Linked DNA regions of Homo sapiens: region 2 is linked to region 1. A link is a loop called in an ENCODE intact Hi-C map of the cell type or tissue named here. Cell type or tissue: psoas muscle. All regions are shown on one strand. Links, peaks and the distances in the headings refer to the core of each region. The heading gives the core; the rest is flanking DNA.

Region 1 (5,000 bases), core at 1-5,000:
AAGTGCAAAGCAAAATTGTTTGTGTGCAGGCAGGTGCACATGTGCCTTTTTCTAATAGGAACCATTCATAGGTTCTAATAGGAATCTGTGACCCGAAGAACCTTAAGAGTTGCCAGACTAATGGCTTAAAGGGCCTTTTCTGATTCTGAAACTAGATGATTCCAATTTCTAAGAGTTTGACCATGCTTATTTGAGAAAAGCTGTATCACCTCTAGGAGAAGAAGCTGTTGCTGGTTACTTTAGGACTAAGAGCTAAAACTCAGCACAACAGCATTCCCCAGACATGAGACCCCAAATCTACTCTGCCCCTCTTCTCCAAGCTTTCCTTCCAGGTGGGAGCAGCCTGCATCCTGGAACTGCCATCCCAGGGTAGGTCTGCTGCTGGGGCGAAAGCTGGGCCTGGCACTCTGTGCCGCTCTGAGCCCTGCAGCTCCTTCAGCCTCACCAGCTTCACGCCTGCAGCGGAATCCCTGCATCTTCCTAGCTTCTAGAGGCACATCTCTGATCCTCTTCAGTGGGGTGGGAGTTAGGAGTCAACTCATTCCCTGAGGAGTGGAAAGGCTGCTCTGACTGTGCAGTGAGGAGAGCCAGCTTGCTCCTTAGAAACCTTGCACTCCCTGGGAGTGATGGTAATATCTTCTTGAATTGATTTATTGTCCTTTGCTGTTTTTTGCTCTTGATTTCCCATTTCCTTTTTTCTTCCTGTCCCTTTCCCGTCACATCCCTTAGTCCCAGAATCAGTCATAGTTTCATGAGCACAGGGGCGCATCCTAAGCAGCTTCTGTCCCCAGGCATTTTTATTCCGTACAGAATCAATTTAGGGTGAAAATAGTCCTCCCTGGGCGGTGCCCCTGGAGCTGATTGTGCTGTGACTTAAAGTGCAACTCAAGAACATAATGAGTTTATCTTGAAGTAAATCCTTTTAGATGCCTATTACAACCAAGAGTTAAAGGTCTGATTTTCACATTCCCCATCCATTCTATTTTTCCTACACCCACTCCATCCCATCCTTCAAGTTTAGAACCATCAAATAAGCTAATATTCTCAATTCATTATCTTTTCATTTCTAGTTCTCTTTTTTGCTGCTGAAAGCAATTAAACCCGGAATTGGACCTTGCTGAATCTTGAGCTGGTGTTCAGGGAGCCTCAGGTGGAGGAACACGCAGCCCCACCACTTGACCGCAGCTCCCTTTGTTTGCTCCAGCACATTCCGTTCAAGTGTTGAGTCAGATGGCCTCCCTCCTGATGGGCAGGGAGGGGGAGGAAGAGCTAGGTGGATTGCTTCACACATGTCACTTGCAAACTTATCTTGAAGTTGGGAAAAAAAATCAGTCTTGATCCTTGATCAAGAGCTGATTTGGCATCTTGATGCTGAAATTAATAAGCTCTCTAAGTGGGAGAAGAAGCCTGAGACAATAGGAAACCTGGTCTCTCTGTGAGCCTCATTACCGCATGGAGAGAGGGGTGGGTGGGTGGGCCACTTAGTATGGAAAAGTCATACCTGGCAGCTGGGTGCGGTGGGTGGCTTACGCCTGTTATCCCAGCGCTTTGGGAGTCTGAGGCAGGCAGATCACGAGGTCAGGAGTTCAAGACCAGCCTGGCCAACATGATGAAACCCTGTCTCTACTAAAAATACAAAAAGTTAGCTGGGCATGGTGGCAGGAACCTGTAATTCCAGCTAATTGGGAAGCTGAGGCAGGAGCATCACTTGAACCTGGGAGGCGGATGTTGCAGTGAGCCAAGACCGCACCACTGTACTCCAGCCTAGGTGACAGAGTGCAGTCTGTCATACCTACTAGTACTGAGGAACCAAGTCCCCTGCATGAGATGGAGTCCCATCTCAGCACATGGCCCTGCCATCCATCCTGTTGTTTGTTCTTAATTCTTCTCTTTCCTTCACACCCTACATCCATGACCAAAAGTAAAGCCCGCCTACCTCACTTGGAAAATTGCTCTCAAAACGACACCTCCAAACCACTAGGCCAGGCCAGGCCACCATCATCTCCCACCAGAACAACAGACCTCACCACTGGTCCCACTTCCAGTCCTGCCCCTCTAGGTATTCTCCATACTGCAGTCAGAGTGACACACTTACACACACTTACCCTCATGGGAGAAGAGAAAGCTGTGTTCGTTGCAAGGGCCCAAGTGGGAACCTTGGCTTAGTATTCAGAAAAGCCAGAGGTAGTGAGTTTCCGACCCTAGGCAGATGACCAGCTTGCTTTGGAAGTGGCTCTCCTGTCTGCCAGAGGGCTGGTGAGGGAAGCTCTCAGGGCAGGAGGCTGCTCCCAGGCCTCCTGTCTTCTGGAAGGAGAGGGATGTGCACCAGCCCTGTAGAACAGCCATGTCTGTGGGCCCCTCTGGCAGGTGGGCTTAGGACCTCCAAGGGGCGCCTTCATCGAGTTGGGGTGGAGGCAGACTTAGCAGCCCCATGAGAGTTCATCTTTATGTGCATCATGCTTGGGTTTTTCCTTGCTCCCATTTGCTTTTCCTGGCTCCAAAGAATGACCAAACCAGTGTTTGCTTTTTTAATTTGCCATATTAAATATAGCCTTTGTGGCAGGCTTTTACATCCAGGCAGTAAACTCTAGAAATGGACATTGATCAGGGGGTGGTTGATGTAACCGAGGTTGTAAATGCTAAGAACGGAGATGCCATTCCAGTTTAATGCTTTTATCTAGCAAATGTGCCTTGTATGGAGGGGGCATAAATCTTCCAACTGGGGGAGGCATGGGGGAGGGGCAGGGGATGGTGGGGGCAGGATGTGACCTTGCTGTGTGTTACCACCAGGTGTCACTGTTAACTGGCAATGCAAAAAAAAAAAAAAAAAGCCAGCTCCCCCAAAGTCCCTCTAGTTAAGTAACTTCAATGGATAACAAATGTGCAAATCATATTTGTGGTGTGGGAGGAGGGCTTAGCATACCAGGAGCTAAAAATAAGACAGTGTCCCTGAGGGTAGGCGTTGGATTACAGACAACAGGTCAGATCAGCCACACCCCCATCTCAGCCAACTGCAGTGGCAAACTTTGCTGATTGAAATTCTCAGTCTCCAGGATGTCTCCCGGCATGCCCTGGGCCTTCACAGTTCTGTGCCTTTCTGTCCAGGTAGCTTTTGCCTCCTGTACGTGAAAGGAATTTGAAAAGAGAGCATACACCCCAAATTTCTGTTTGTCCTTCAAGTCCATACATGTACTTAGCCTAGTTGAACTCCATTAAAACCATACTCCTTGGGCCAATCTCTTAGCAGACTCTGAGACTCCCTGGCTTTTGCAGTGAGGTTTTATATCATCCAATGAGCCTTTTACCCTGGGCTAAAAGGAAACAAAACTAGACAATACTTTTCAAATTTTTGAAAAGATGAAGTCAGGCCGTGTGCTGTGGCTCACGCTTGTAATCCCAGCACTTTGGGAAGCTGAGGTGGGAGAATCACCTGGGCTCAGGAGCTCCAGGCCAGCCTGGGCAACATAGCGAAACCCTGTCTCTACTGAACATATAAAAATTAGCCAGGCGTGGTGGTGTGCACCTGTTGTCCCAGCTACTTGGGAAGCTGAGGCAGGAGGATCACCTGAGCCTTGGAAGGTTAAGGCCATAGTGAGCCGTGATCACACCACTGCACTCCAGCCTGGGCAACAGAGTGAGACCCTGTTTCAAAAAAAAAAGAAGAAGATGAAGTCAGTGCCCAACAAGTCTCATAATAGAAAAATAAAGCTTTTAGGATGCTTGGCCTCCACCCCCAGTCCTACTCCCACCTGCTAACCCCAGAGCCCAGATAGGGATGCAGGGTGCCAGCAGGTGGTGACCAGCTGGTGTACCTTCTGGCCACGCAAGTCCTGGATGCTGTTATTGCTGTAGCCCCTGATGGGGCGCTGGGGAGGTTGCCATTCCAGCTCCCTCTGCCTCGCCATTGTGTGTGAGAGAAAAAGTAGCAGTCTTGCTTTGGACAAACCGAGGTTCAGATCTTACTGGCCATGTGACCTTGAGCAAATGATTTAGCTTCATTTCATTTTCTTCCTCTGTAAACTGGGGGTGATGAAAACTCCATTCTCATAGGGTGCTTGTGGATGAATCACGTTAGTATGTCCAAGGAGTCTCCAGGTACTGTTCTAGGGACTGGAATTAGAGGGAACAAGATAGGGGCCTCTACCCTCTGCTTATGTTCTGAAGGTATATTTACATCTGTGTACACACCTATGTGGGGTACATGTATGTAAATTTCCCAAATATGTTATACATGATGTGTATGTTACTCATACACATAGACACTGGCCACAGAATTTCTAGTTGTAAGCCTGCTTCATCCTTACTAAAATCTGAACTGGGGATTTCACCTCAAAAGGATCTTTTTCATGTTAATTGTGCCACCACTGTTTGCAGAAGTCAGGACCGGGTTTGAAGGTTCATTTACAGACTGACTTCCCTGCTCTCTTTCTAGCAGTAGGATCCCATCCCATCAAAGAACCAGCTGGTGCCTTCAAACCCTGGACGAACACAGACCGGCACAGGCTCATTCATTTCATCCCTGTCAGAGCCCCAACTCCTCTCTTTACCCACACATGAGCCTATTATATTTGAACGGATGAGGAGCCACAGAGGTGATCCATTAGTTCAGCTGAGCTTGAAATTAGTAGCTCATCCCCTTAAATGGTGTGGGCAGTTTGGCTGAGCTTGGACTGCAAAGCTGTTCCCCCTTGGATTGCACCCAGCATGGAAATGAGGACACACCTAATATTTTTTCCTTTTGACACTTGATTAATAGTTGACAAATCCAAACCCAAGTAGTTAGCTTTCCTATTATCCATCTTTTGACAGGCATTGCTGGTTTTCTTTTTGAGTCCCATTGTTCTAAAAATACACTCAGATCTGGAGCTGTTCACTGTGCATATATAGGCCTGATTTCATGGTGTCAAAGATAAGAGACATCTGGCAGGCAGATTACAAACAAAGTGGGTTGCTGGGTTTCAGAACTGAAGGCAGGGACCTCTGGGCTACTTAAATCTACT
Region 2 (11,621 bases), core at 4,087-9,086, 220 kb after region 1:
AGCACAGAGCTATAAGAGAATGTCTTTTCATGAGCCTCCATCCAACAATTCCTAAAACCTGTGGGTCATAACTCTACGACTGAGGAAACAGAAGCTCACCAAACAAAATTCTCATCAGTTTCCATTTTAGAGAAACTAAATGATTCACATATATTAAATACATGCAAAAAAAAAAGCCAAAACACTCTACTGACCACTGGGTCCATCAGTAATTGACAGTTCCAGGCAAGCAGATTTTTTTAAAAACCAAAACCCAATAAAAAACAAAATCTTTTTATCGTGAAATATAACACAGATACAGAAAAACTCCATAAAGGACATATAAAACTAAATGAAGTGAACACCCCTGAAATCATTATCCAGGATGAGAAACAACTTTGCCAACTCCCCTCAAAGCCCTCCACTTGCCCAACCCAACCATATCTCATTTCTTTCCCTTCTAAAAGCAACCACAATCCAGAGGGCTGAATCGTGGCTCAATATAAGGAAGCATTTCCTGACAACCAAGGCTACTGAATTCCCTCACAGGGGAGCTGGGGCTTTAATTCATGGGAAGGGCTTACAGCATTAGTTTTCTTTTTGCCAGAGATGTAAGGCATGTTAAGAGAAGCCTTTAAACTGTATATGCATACCCATACAGTCTACTACAAGAAGATCAATAATCTCACAGGAAAAGGACTAAGCACCTTCCCAGAACTGGAAACAGATTCACATTTCAAAGCTCTATTTTTGGGGTGGAGGCCAAGACACTCAGGCTGCTGGCACCAAGATGGAAGCTGTATGCAAACTGACATCTCAGACTCTCCCAACACTCTTAAGATTTTATCCAAATGATCTATTTTCAGTCCTGTTTTTAGAATAACACAGCTAAAACTTGTAAGAGGAAATCTTAACAGTATTTTCAGAATGCCAGCAGAATAACATTTCAACTGGATTTACATTTCTTACAGTGAGAAAATGGCAGTTTCCAAGTTCTCACTCCAGCCTTCAGCACCACATCCTCCCCTATCCTCCCCTTGACCCCCACCCCACTGCAGTGGAACTTGTACTCCTTGAGCTTATTCAGATCCTAAATGAACATACTCCATTTTCACAGCAGATTGAAAGGAAGGTTGGTGAATAATCTTGGCAGTGGGTCAAATGAAAATAATTTGGTATGCTTGGCCCAGAACATACACACTTAAGCATGAGGCACATCTTTTTTGAGTTGACAATATCATATCAGAAGATGAAGAAAGTTCAGAACTGATACACAGTGATGTCTGGTCATAAAGAGCAAATGACTAAGAAAAGGAGGCAAACCATGTCCCTCCGTATAACCCTCAAACCTGCCAACATGCTCCATATGGCTTGCAGCACATGGCTTATTCCTTCCCACAGTTTCCAGCTCCACCTCCCATTCAAAGCAGACCATGTATCTTACAGCAGACAGGAAGCATAAGAATTACTCACGGATAACTGCTGAAGAAGCACATCGATTCCATCCAGCTCCCCAAGCAATTCCCTGTTTTCTAAAGGGGAAAAAAATAGAGGAAGAAAAAAAATGAACCTAACTGTCAGATTTTACAGCCGTCTAACACTGATACATCAGCAAACAAAATCAATACAGCTTGACAGAGTACAAAAGCAGCACAGGGAGTGAGAGGGAGAGCAAGGGGATGCCAAAGGCAAGAGAGCTTGCTGTCATGATCTGAAACAAGCCTGGCTCCTATCCTAACAGAATATCAATACTGAGAGGGCGCCTCACCATCATTGTCCTGGAGCAATATGGCCAGCACTTCACTGCAATACAGTTTGTTGGCATCAAAAGGCATCTTTGCCTATGGGGAAATAGGAGAAATGAGAAAAATGTTAAGGGGTCTTGCTTCCTTCCCCAGGACAAATTTTTCACGAGTACTATGATCTGAGTTAGAGAGAAGCAGAAGTTAGAAAAGGAAAAGGCAGTTAAGGGTAAAAACGTCTGCCTCTGCTCTCAAGAGACCAGAACCAAGTAAAGTGACAGATTGAAACAATGGCTCTCACACTCTTAATGCCCAGGTATTAAGGTTACCTCCTCGGTGAAGACTTCCAAGATTTCCCATTTTGAGTCCAGAGATTATATATGTCTAGCCCATAGTACCCAAATGTGAACTAGATGAATGAGAGTTTTGAACTTTTAAGATTAAAACTCACCATGAAGCTTAATTCACAAGTTACAATCATGAAATTAGGCTATAAATTAGTTAATATATGAGCAGAGAAGAAAGCAATTCTTGATTAACTGAATGTATTTATCACAAAGTAGTTCCTTCTGGATTTTTTTAATGCTTAAAATTTAATTTGAAATCATAAACTTATCTGCTTGCATGCCATAATCTGCCTACTACTTAAAACAGAAACCACATTAAATATGCAAAAATGTGTTAATATTTTAACACCCAAATTACTACCCACAATTCTTTCCCCGCTGCATGCTCTGCTATTTGGGAGTTTCAGAGGGGACACATCTACTGCACAGACTATCTTTCATGGCTGTCCTCAGTGTTGCTTCGGTAGTGAGACTTAAATATCTCACCATTATCACTGCCCCCTGGATAAAGGTGCATAGAGAGGAGCGAGTCTCAGTGGTGTGTTTTTATTTATGGTGCCCATGATCCTTAAAATGCAGGCATGTAAACAATGATTATTAATCAGCAGCAACCTTTGCTACCTATCTGTGTTTTTGAAATGACAAAGAATTTCTGTACTTGGAAAAGACAAGGGAAGTGTTTATCTTGGAACTAACACTTCCGTCACCTTACCGCCATTCACAGATCTGTTTAGATATTGGTTTTATACTTAAAGAGGAAGAGTTGTACCTAATCAAGCAATATTCAGTATCATTTCAGTTTTCTGTGCACGTCTTCCTCATCAAGCTAAGTGCAGCCTACAGGGTTTCAGGAGGTCAACCAAGTATGACCATCTTAGGTTAAAAGATCTATAAATGCAAGGTCTTACATGTGCTAAATGTAAGGTATGCTCCCTGGGCGAGCTTGAAGCCTTGTTTCAAGAAATTCAGCATAATAGTCAGGGCTTAAATGCAACCTGTGGTATGTTTCACTTTAAGAAAAATGGTTTCATATTAACGAAAATCAAAACATGAAGGTGAAAAGCCAAGGAGTAAGCATCTCTATCAAAATCAAGGATTTGCGAATAAAATTTCCCACTCAAATTATGTAAGTTCCAAGTACTGCTATTATATTTTAAAAGATTTAAGCCACACCAACTTATACATTAGCATTGCAAGGGCCATGGTTCTTGTTTAAAACAAGACACTTAACTGAAAGAAGCCAAAAGACAGTAGGTCACTAGAGCCATGGCCTTTCTGTGGATCTAATGCCTCTTGTCCTTTATTCAATTTTGTAAGCTCCTGTTTTCAAGTTGGGGGGAGTTTTTCTTCCTTTCAATAAATACTTATTAGGCACCTGCTATAGGGAAGACACAGAATTAAGCAAGAGAACAAACAGGGGTAACTTAGATCTGAACTCTGTCCACTGTTGTGGCATTTAAAAACCTTACACTGAATTAAAATTAATTTTGTAGAAATATCAAATTTTAAAAAAGGAAAATAAAACACAGATCTGGCATTAGACACACCTAAGGTTGACTCAAATCTGCAGTTCTCCAACTTTGCGCTGTGGCAACTGGGGTGTCATATTTAATTCACCACAGGATATGTTAAATTTTCAAGGAGAACACAGTGAAATGTGACATCTGTTGAACACTGCATTAACCAGGAGCTCAAGTTACATTTCTTCTGGTGACATCATATCTTTGTGGAGCTGCGTTTGGATAGCTGCTCTGACAAAAATAACTGTGAAAATCGATGTGAAATCAGAATGATGGTCGTAGCGTTCAATCTGATCCTAAGGTTTAAGGATTTGAGCAGTACCAAAAGGCACACATACCATTAGGAAGTAACTATGATATTTAAGAATGAAATAAAAATATTTTTTCTTTCAATTTGTGTGTATTATCTTCTCAAATGGCTAATAAATTGTAAGGACATAAATATATATTAAATGGTTTGGACATAACTACTTAATAAATGAGACTATTAGGTACTTTTTGGCATAGCGGTGCTGTAAAAACAGAATTACTGAGACACTAAGAATGCTGTAAGCTGACAATGGGAATCTATGACCCAAGAAACATTCTCAGTCTCAGTTTCCTCATCTGTAAAATGAAAATAAAAAATAGCACTTTTTTGATTAAGGGCACTGACATGAAAAAAAGAAAAAAGAAATAGAAAAAAAATCCCACTTATTTGGAGAGTTACTATGAGAATTTAAAAACATAATATGAAAGTACCTAACACACAGTAGGTACCACAAGTTTTTCTGACAACCATAACCAGAAATATCTGCATTAGAATCTGAGCTCTAACAGTTACCAGCTATGAGACTGGCCAAATTAATATCTTCCTCATGAAGTGGCTGTACTAAGGGAACTGGTGTATACATAACAGGCACCGACCAGCTGAGTTTCTTGCTACTGAGAATTCTTGGTTCCACAGGAAATCTCCACCTTTTGCTGTAAGACACTACTAAGAGTTTCCAATTTAACCAAAGTAAGTTTTTAAAAACCAGACTGATAACTTCATCATTTTTAAATTAAAATATAAGTTCTGACTGAGAAATTGGCATGAAGGAAGAATCTAATCAGGAAACCAAAATGATGAGGCCCGATAACTCCCCAACGCTGAGCTCTGCAATGCTTCAGAACCTAAAAGCAGTGCCAGCTGAGAAGCAGCTTGGCAAGAGGAGGTGGCTTCAAAGATGCCAAGGCCCAATGCTCACAGGCTCTCTCACGTGGTTCCCATGTGGTTTGGGCAACACCATTTCCTCTCTCTCTGGGATTTCTTTATCTGTAAATTGGGGATAGCTGCACCCTCTTGGCAGGGCTGTTTGTGAGGATTAGAAATAATGTATGTGGCCAGGCGCAGTGGCTCACACCTGTACTCCCAGCACTTTGGGAAGCTGAGGCGGGAGGATCACTTGACCCCAGGAGTTCAAGACCAGCCTGGGCAACATAGTGAGACCTCATCTCTACAAAAAACTACAAACATTAGCTGGGTGTGGTGGTGTGCACCTGAAGTCCCAGCTACTTGGGAGGCTGAGGTTGGAAAATCACTTGAGCCTGGGAGGTTAAGGCTGCAGTGAGTAGTGATGGCACCAACACTCTGGCCTGGCCAACAGCATGAGACCCTGCCTCAAAAAAAAAAAAAAAAAAAAAAAGAGAGAAAGAAAGAAAAAGAAGAAAAAGACAGGAAAGAAAGAAGAAGGTTCTAGAAAAACACTTTAGCATGTAGTGAGCAGTCAATACATGAAACTCATATCAGATGATGAAAACTTAGTGGTGATGATGATGATGATGACAACCAAATGTTTTAATCTGGTAGAAAAGAAATAGAAGAAATTAGGCCAGGTGGGAAGAAAGGAAAGTAATCTTTCATGTCTAGCCAAAGACAACACTTACAAAGCATATTTTATTTCTGTTTAAATCCCAGCCAGAGATTGCACAATACCAAACTGCCAAATTTCAAAGACATTTATTCAAAATCAGGAGAAAGGAGATTTTACTTAGCAGGTATAGTCTCTTGGATTTTGCAAAGTTAATCAGCGGGACTTGGAACTTGTAGGGCTCTCTTCTATCCAGGAGCCTGGCTCTCTTAAATCTTTCAGCTGTCAGAGTAATTATAGAGTCATGCATAGGTTTGTACTCAGCATGTACTAGCCTTGAATAAAATTACACTTCACCTTTTTGGGAGCTGCTGCTTTTCTGGAAAGTACAAAACAATTATGCTACCACTCACAGCCAGAAGCTGCAGGTTATATCTGTAGCTCACCTCTGCTACCTGGAACACATGGGGCAGGTTCAGACATATCTACAGCTCTGTACAATTGTCAAAGCAGATTGTGCCCTACAAAATCCCAACCTCTGGTCATAGAGGCTAAGAACTTTAGCATCAACCAGTTGTACATGTAATATAACTTAACTGAACGCTGCAACTGTTTCTGAAGCATTGATTTAACTGGGTAACAAGAGGGAATCTTATACTTGGTTTTGCTGTTATTTTCAATAGTACGTAATATCTTAATAAGCTTGTATTCCCCATTAAAAACATTAATTGTGATGCAGCATCTCTCACACTACTGTTATCTACTTACCTGTTAATCCATTTAATGCAATCATCTGCAGTGGTTTTTATCCTCATAAGAATAAATTAGTGGGGGTTGATTTGTTGGATGAAGAGATCCATGAATATCTCTATATACTGCTAGGCTACCAGTACAAAAAGGAGAAATCCAACACTAGAATGCTGTCACCAGTGTGCCACTCACTTAAGAATCACTCAAGGATTACTGAATAAATATGAGATGATCAGTCAAATCGTAAGGTTTTATCAAGCAATCTAGACATAATTACTCTAGAACCTTGGTTCTCAGACTTCAGCTTACATCAGAATCATCTTGAGGGCTTATTAAAACTCAGACTGGGCCGGGCGCAGTGGCTTACACCTGTAATCCCAGCACTTTGGGAGGCCAAGGCGGGCGGATCACAAGGTCAGGAGATCGATACCATCCTGGCTAATACGGTGAAACCCCATCTCTACTAAAAATACAAAAAATTAGCCGGATGTGGTGGCGGGCGCCTGTAGTCCTAGCTACTCAGGAGGTTGAGGCAGGAGAATGGCGTGAACCCAGGAGACGGAGCTTGCAGTGAGCCAAGATCGCCACTGCACTCCAGCCTGGGTGACAGAGTGAGACTCCGTCTCAAAAACAACAAAAACAACAACAACAGCAACAAACACAGACTACCAGGCTCCACTCCAACTTTGCAGACTCAGTGGGTCTGGGTGGACCCAAGAATTTGCCTAACAAGGCACTAGGTGATGCTGATGCTCCTGGCTGGGAACCACAGTTTGAGAACAGCTGGGAGGAGGTACAGATATGACAGAGACATGGTCCTTGTAATTATAAAATTTAGAGATATTTGGAGAAAGAAAATCAGCACACATAAGAATATTCAAGTTGGCCAGGTGATGGAGTCATCTCCACTTTACAGATGGAGAGAAGATGCTCCATGAGGGCGAGCATCACACAGTTACGGGTAGATGCTAGAACCCAGATAGGCCAACTCTTGCAAGAGAACCCATTGGAAAAAGATGAAGGTGTTGATTTTTTATAAAAGAAAGTGGGCAGTATAGGCTGGGGGCAAAGTACTATGGAAAGGGGGCATGAAGAAAATTCTGGAGGCTTGGGTCTTAATCCTAGCTCTATCTCTAACTAGCTACAGGGGTTTGGGCAAGGCACTTAATATCGATAGGTCTCAATTTTAAATTTTTTATCTACAACAGAACTTACAGATTTCCTTTCAGTTCTAAAAGTGATAGAGGCTACACAGAAGATTAGGGATTTAAGCTGTTTCACGAAGGGTGTGTAAAATTTAGAAATACGAATGGAAGAGAGGAGCCAGTCATTCCTGGTAGAGTTGGGAGTATGAACAAAGCCAGACACAGAGGTCAAGATAATTTTGACCTTTGCAGAGCAGGAGATAGGTTTAAAAAAAAAAAAAGGTATCTAAAAGGTAACAAAGGCCAATGTTTCAAAACTGGAAAATGAAAAGGTCAAACTGGGCCTGGGTAAGAGGCAGAGAAGGTGGGATCTGATGTAGAAGGCACAGCATCACTCCAGGTAAGTTTCTGAATGGGTAATAGCATAGTGAAAATGGAGTTTTAAATTAGTCTCCAGAGTAAAATGGTTAACAAGAAGGTCCACATTTCCTGAGACAAGTGGATCTTAGTGAGAGTTGTACATTAGAATCACATGTGTTTGAAACCTTTCTAAAATATACCAAAGACAGAGACTGAGACGGTAGGTCTAGGGTACAGTGTGGGAATCTGTATTTGTTCAGTTCCATTGGTGATCTTAATACAAACCCCCAGCTGAAACCCACTGCTATAACCTCTTTACAATTTAAAAGCATTATCATATTTGATTTCGCAATAACCCTGTGAGATTGGAAGGGCAGGGAGTATGATCCCCATTTTTCAAAGGAGAAAACAGGCCAGAAAAGTTAAGAGGCCGTTACCCACAATTACACAGCTAATAAGGGAAAGTCAGGATCTGGGTCCAGTACTCACTAAGAGTCACCACGATGTTGAAGAGAATGAAGATTATAACATTCCCCAGATTATGAGAAATAAGAGCAAGGCATTGCTGCGAAGGACATGCCCTCTTGCTGGCCTCACCCTTAAGCAGGACTTTATTTCATTAACTAATTAATGAAAGAATTAATTAAGCCTGGGCAGCACAGTTTTCTTCTAAAAGCACTTGCTTACCAGTAAAAAACCCAAATAGCATTTTGATGTTTAAATATCCCTAAAAGCCTGAAAACTGTTTCAGAGACAGCAACATGGCTATTTGTGCCCCGAGGATTACATCAATGCAGTGCCTATGTGGCAAGAGTCAATAGCTTGCTAAACTATCAAATGGGCCCCTTCATTATGATCATAAGGGTAACGGCATCCAAGCCAAACACTCAAAAGTCAATTTCCCTTCCTATGTTACCAATTAAAAAAAAAAAAAGACTCTGGCAGAAGACATTCTAGTTTAATGAAGATCCCTGAATCAGTATTAAGTCTCAAGTAACTTGGAAAAATCTGTCCCGACATAACAGAGACAAAAAAACTATTGAATTATTTTGTGTATTTCAAGGTTGCGTCCCTAACGTGTGGCTACTCCCCCAACAACTCAGGTCCCTGACATCTACGCCATCCCCTTAAAACTCGGTGCTCTACTTTCCTCTCCTCCACTGGTTGTTCCCAAAATGTCTCAAGGCTTTGGAGAATAAAAAATGTGTTGAATACTGAGGAAAGAAGAAACGGAGTTTAGAGAGATGTAAAGGAAATTAAATGAGAAACAAGTCTAGTTCTAAAACCAAAGGATATTTAGACTCAAGAGAGGAGGTCAAAAGGAAGTTGCAAATGACAATGCCTGAATTAACTACTTGCTGGATGCAAGACTGAAAGGCAAGAGGGATGGGGTTTGGAGGGAGTTAGAGTTTACTGACCTCTGCTAGGCAAATGTGCTCATACTGATGGTAGCAGCTGGGCTAGCTGAGCATCCTTGGGCCAATATGTTATGTAAATCAAGGTTACAGATTTAATGGGAACAAACGGCTGAATAAGTAGGATTGGAGAAGACTAGAGTGTCAGAAACGGAGAAAACCATGCAGCATATGATATCTTAGGCAGAACCTTCTCCTTTAGCCCTGCCAAGACAGTGGAGGACAAATCTGACCTGATACACCCCAGACTTTCTGGATGCTTGTGACATTCTGAAGCAGAGCAAGGCCATTACTTAGAGCATTACTTTAGTTACAAACAAGTGCCTCCTTCTCACAAAAAGTTAGGATCCTTGCCTGCCTGAGGGCCATTTCAATAGCATATAAGCAGTTCCAAACTGCCTCCCATCACACCTTTGGTCCAAACTGTTCTGAGAGGAGCTCTTGCCTCTTCTTTTTCTCATTTACTCTATTAGACAATACTAACTGTTAAAAAGACAATCACAAGGACTATGCTAAGAGAATGAACAATTCAATAGAAATATGGACAAAGAATATAAATATGAAGCTAAAAGACATGAATACAAATGGCTAATCAACAAGAAGCCAACACACTTCACTTGATGTTAAAATTACAAATTAAAATAATACCAGTTTTCACTATCAGATTAACTAGAAGCAGAGGGAAACAGATAACTCTAAATCAGTGGGGCAGCTGATTTATCAGTGGGATATGATAAATCAGTGGGAATAATTTTGCAATACTACAAAAAATGTTAAGGTGCATAGCCTTTGGCCTATCAATTCTACTTCTATGAATTTATCGTACAGATAAACTGAGACAAATGTATATTTTAAAAAGTCTGTATACAGCAGTCCCTCCCTTATCTGTGGGGGATAGGATCCAAGGCCCCCAGTGGATGCCTGAAACTACAGATAAATTCTGTATTTACTATGTTTTTTTCCTATATATGTACCTATAATAAAGTTTAATTTATAGGCCAGGCACGGTGTTTCACGCCTGTAATCCCAGCACTCTGGGAGACCAAGGCGGGTGGATCACTTGAGATCAGGAGTTCGAGACTAGCCTGGCCAACATGGTGAAACCCCGTCTCTACTAAAAATACAAAAATTAGCCAGGCGTGGTGGCGCACACCTGTAATCCCAGCTACTCGGGAAGCTGAGGCAGGAGAATCACCTTAACCCGGGAGGCAGAGGTTGCAGTGAGCCAAGATCATGCCACTGTACTCCATCCTGGGCAACAGAGTGAGTGAGACTCAGTTTCAAAAGAAAAAACAAAAAAACAAAAAAAAGTTTCTAAATTAGGCACAGTAAGAAATTAACAACAATAATAAAATAGAACTATTATAACAACATACTGTAAGAAAAGTTTTGTGAATGTGGTCTCTCTCTCAAAATACCTTTTAGTACTATATTTACCTGTTTTCAGACCATGGTTAACTGTGAGTAACTAAAACGCAGAAAGCAAAACCACAGATAAGAGGGGACTACTGTATTCACAGCCGCACTGTTTATAACACTACAAACTTACCAGTGGGAATGATGAGATTAATTTTGGTACATCAGCATAGTGGAATACTAACTAGGCAATAATTAGTTCAGTGAGAAAATCAACTTGCATAAGAAAATATTACATAATTCTGTTTGTGAAACACACACTCTCTCATATACACAGAAAATTTCTGAGAGAATGGATATAATATTGTTAACAGTGACTGCCTCTGAGAAGTGGAACTACAAGGGATCAGCAGAGGGGATCTTTTCAGTTTTATACCTTTTGTATCACATGAATTTGTATTTATAACGTTTGTATTTTCAGAGGTACTAAAGACTATTTTTAAAGCCTCTTGTTTTAAAACGAACAAAAACGGAGAAGAAAGAAGCAAGAGGTACCAGAAGCTTCCCAAACTAGATCATATGGCCCAGCATAACAGTCTATGCCAATAACCCAGCATCAATCAAGCCCAGAGCAAAGACAGGTGTGAGCTGCAGTTCCCCACAGCCAAACTCACCTTCAGCCTCTTCAACAGCCACTGTAGAAGACCCTGCTGGGCACCCTCTGTACACATCTCAGGCCGGAACTCAGCCATGTTTTCCACAATAGCTGAAGGGAGACAGACACCAGTCATTTGGGAGGACAACTTTGTTTCCATCTGCAACAAGCTTGCTTCCCATGACAGGCATGTTATTCCTCTCCCCACTTCCCTGCATTACTCCCAGCCAGATGCTGGGTTGTCATTTTCAGATTAACCAGGGAGTTGCTGTGGTTTTCTTCTTCCAGTTATGCTACAGGTAAAACTCATAACTGAAAATGATGGAACTCACAAAAGAGCTAAGTGATAGATTTTCCATGCTAATAGGGAACAACACTAGAGCGGAACACACAAAAGGGTGGGTATCTACCTAAGAAGTCCCACCCAGTCCCTAATGAGTCCCAGAAACCCATAACCAAAGAGATTGGGAGCTAGGCAAAAGCCTTAGGGAAAACTCAGGGTCTGGTGAACTCAAGAGTC

Evidence for each region. Peaks named below come from ENCODE experiments on the same cell type or tissue, not always from the same donor. Only the 100,000 strongest peaks of a DNase experiment are listed, where the experiment ranks them.
Region 2: it touches region 1 in a loop (2.4-fold over the local background); 6 of 110 quality-filtered maps call a loop at or near these places.

What each region holds. Positions count from the first base shown.
Region 1 is chr20:37,990,943-37,995,942 of GRCh38, reverse strand. The region is part of intron 7 of TTI1 (TELO2 interacting protein 1); the gene reads left to right. Among named protein-coding and RNA genes, the nearest start is that of TTI1, 40 kb to the left of the region's middle. In psoas muscle, for the core only: a CTCF peak has its summit at 2,817 (motif pointing right); DNase peaks (open chromatin) are centred at 1,202 and 3,012; H3K27ac peaks cover 4,880 bases.
Region 2 is chr20:37,767,544-37,779,164 of GRCh38, reverse strand. It overlaps CTNNBL1 (catenin beta like 1), which reads right to left. Exons shown (of 16, transcript NM_030877.5): 7 at 11,121-11,212; 8 at 1,748-1,820; 9 at 1,453-1,511. Among named protein-coding and RNA genes, the nearest start is that of CTNNBL1, 79 kb to the right of the region's middle. In psoas muscle, for the core only: no CTCF peak of the experiment used is centred there; no DNase peak of the experiment used is centred there.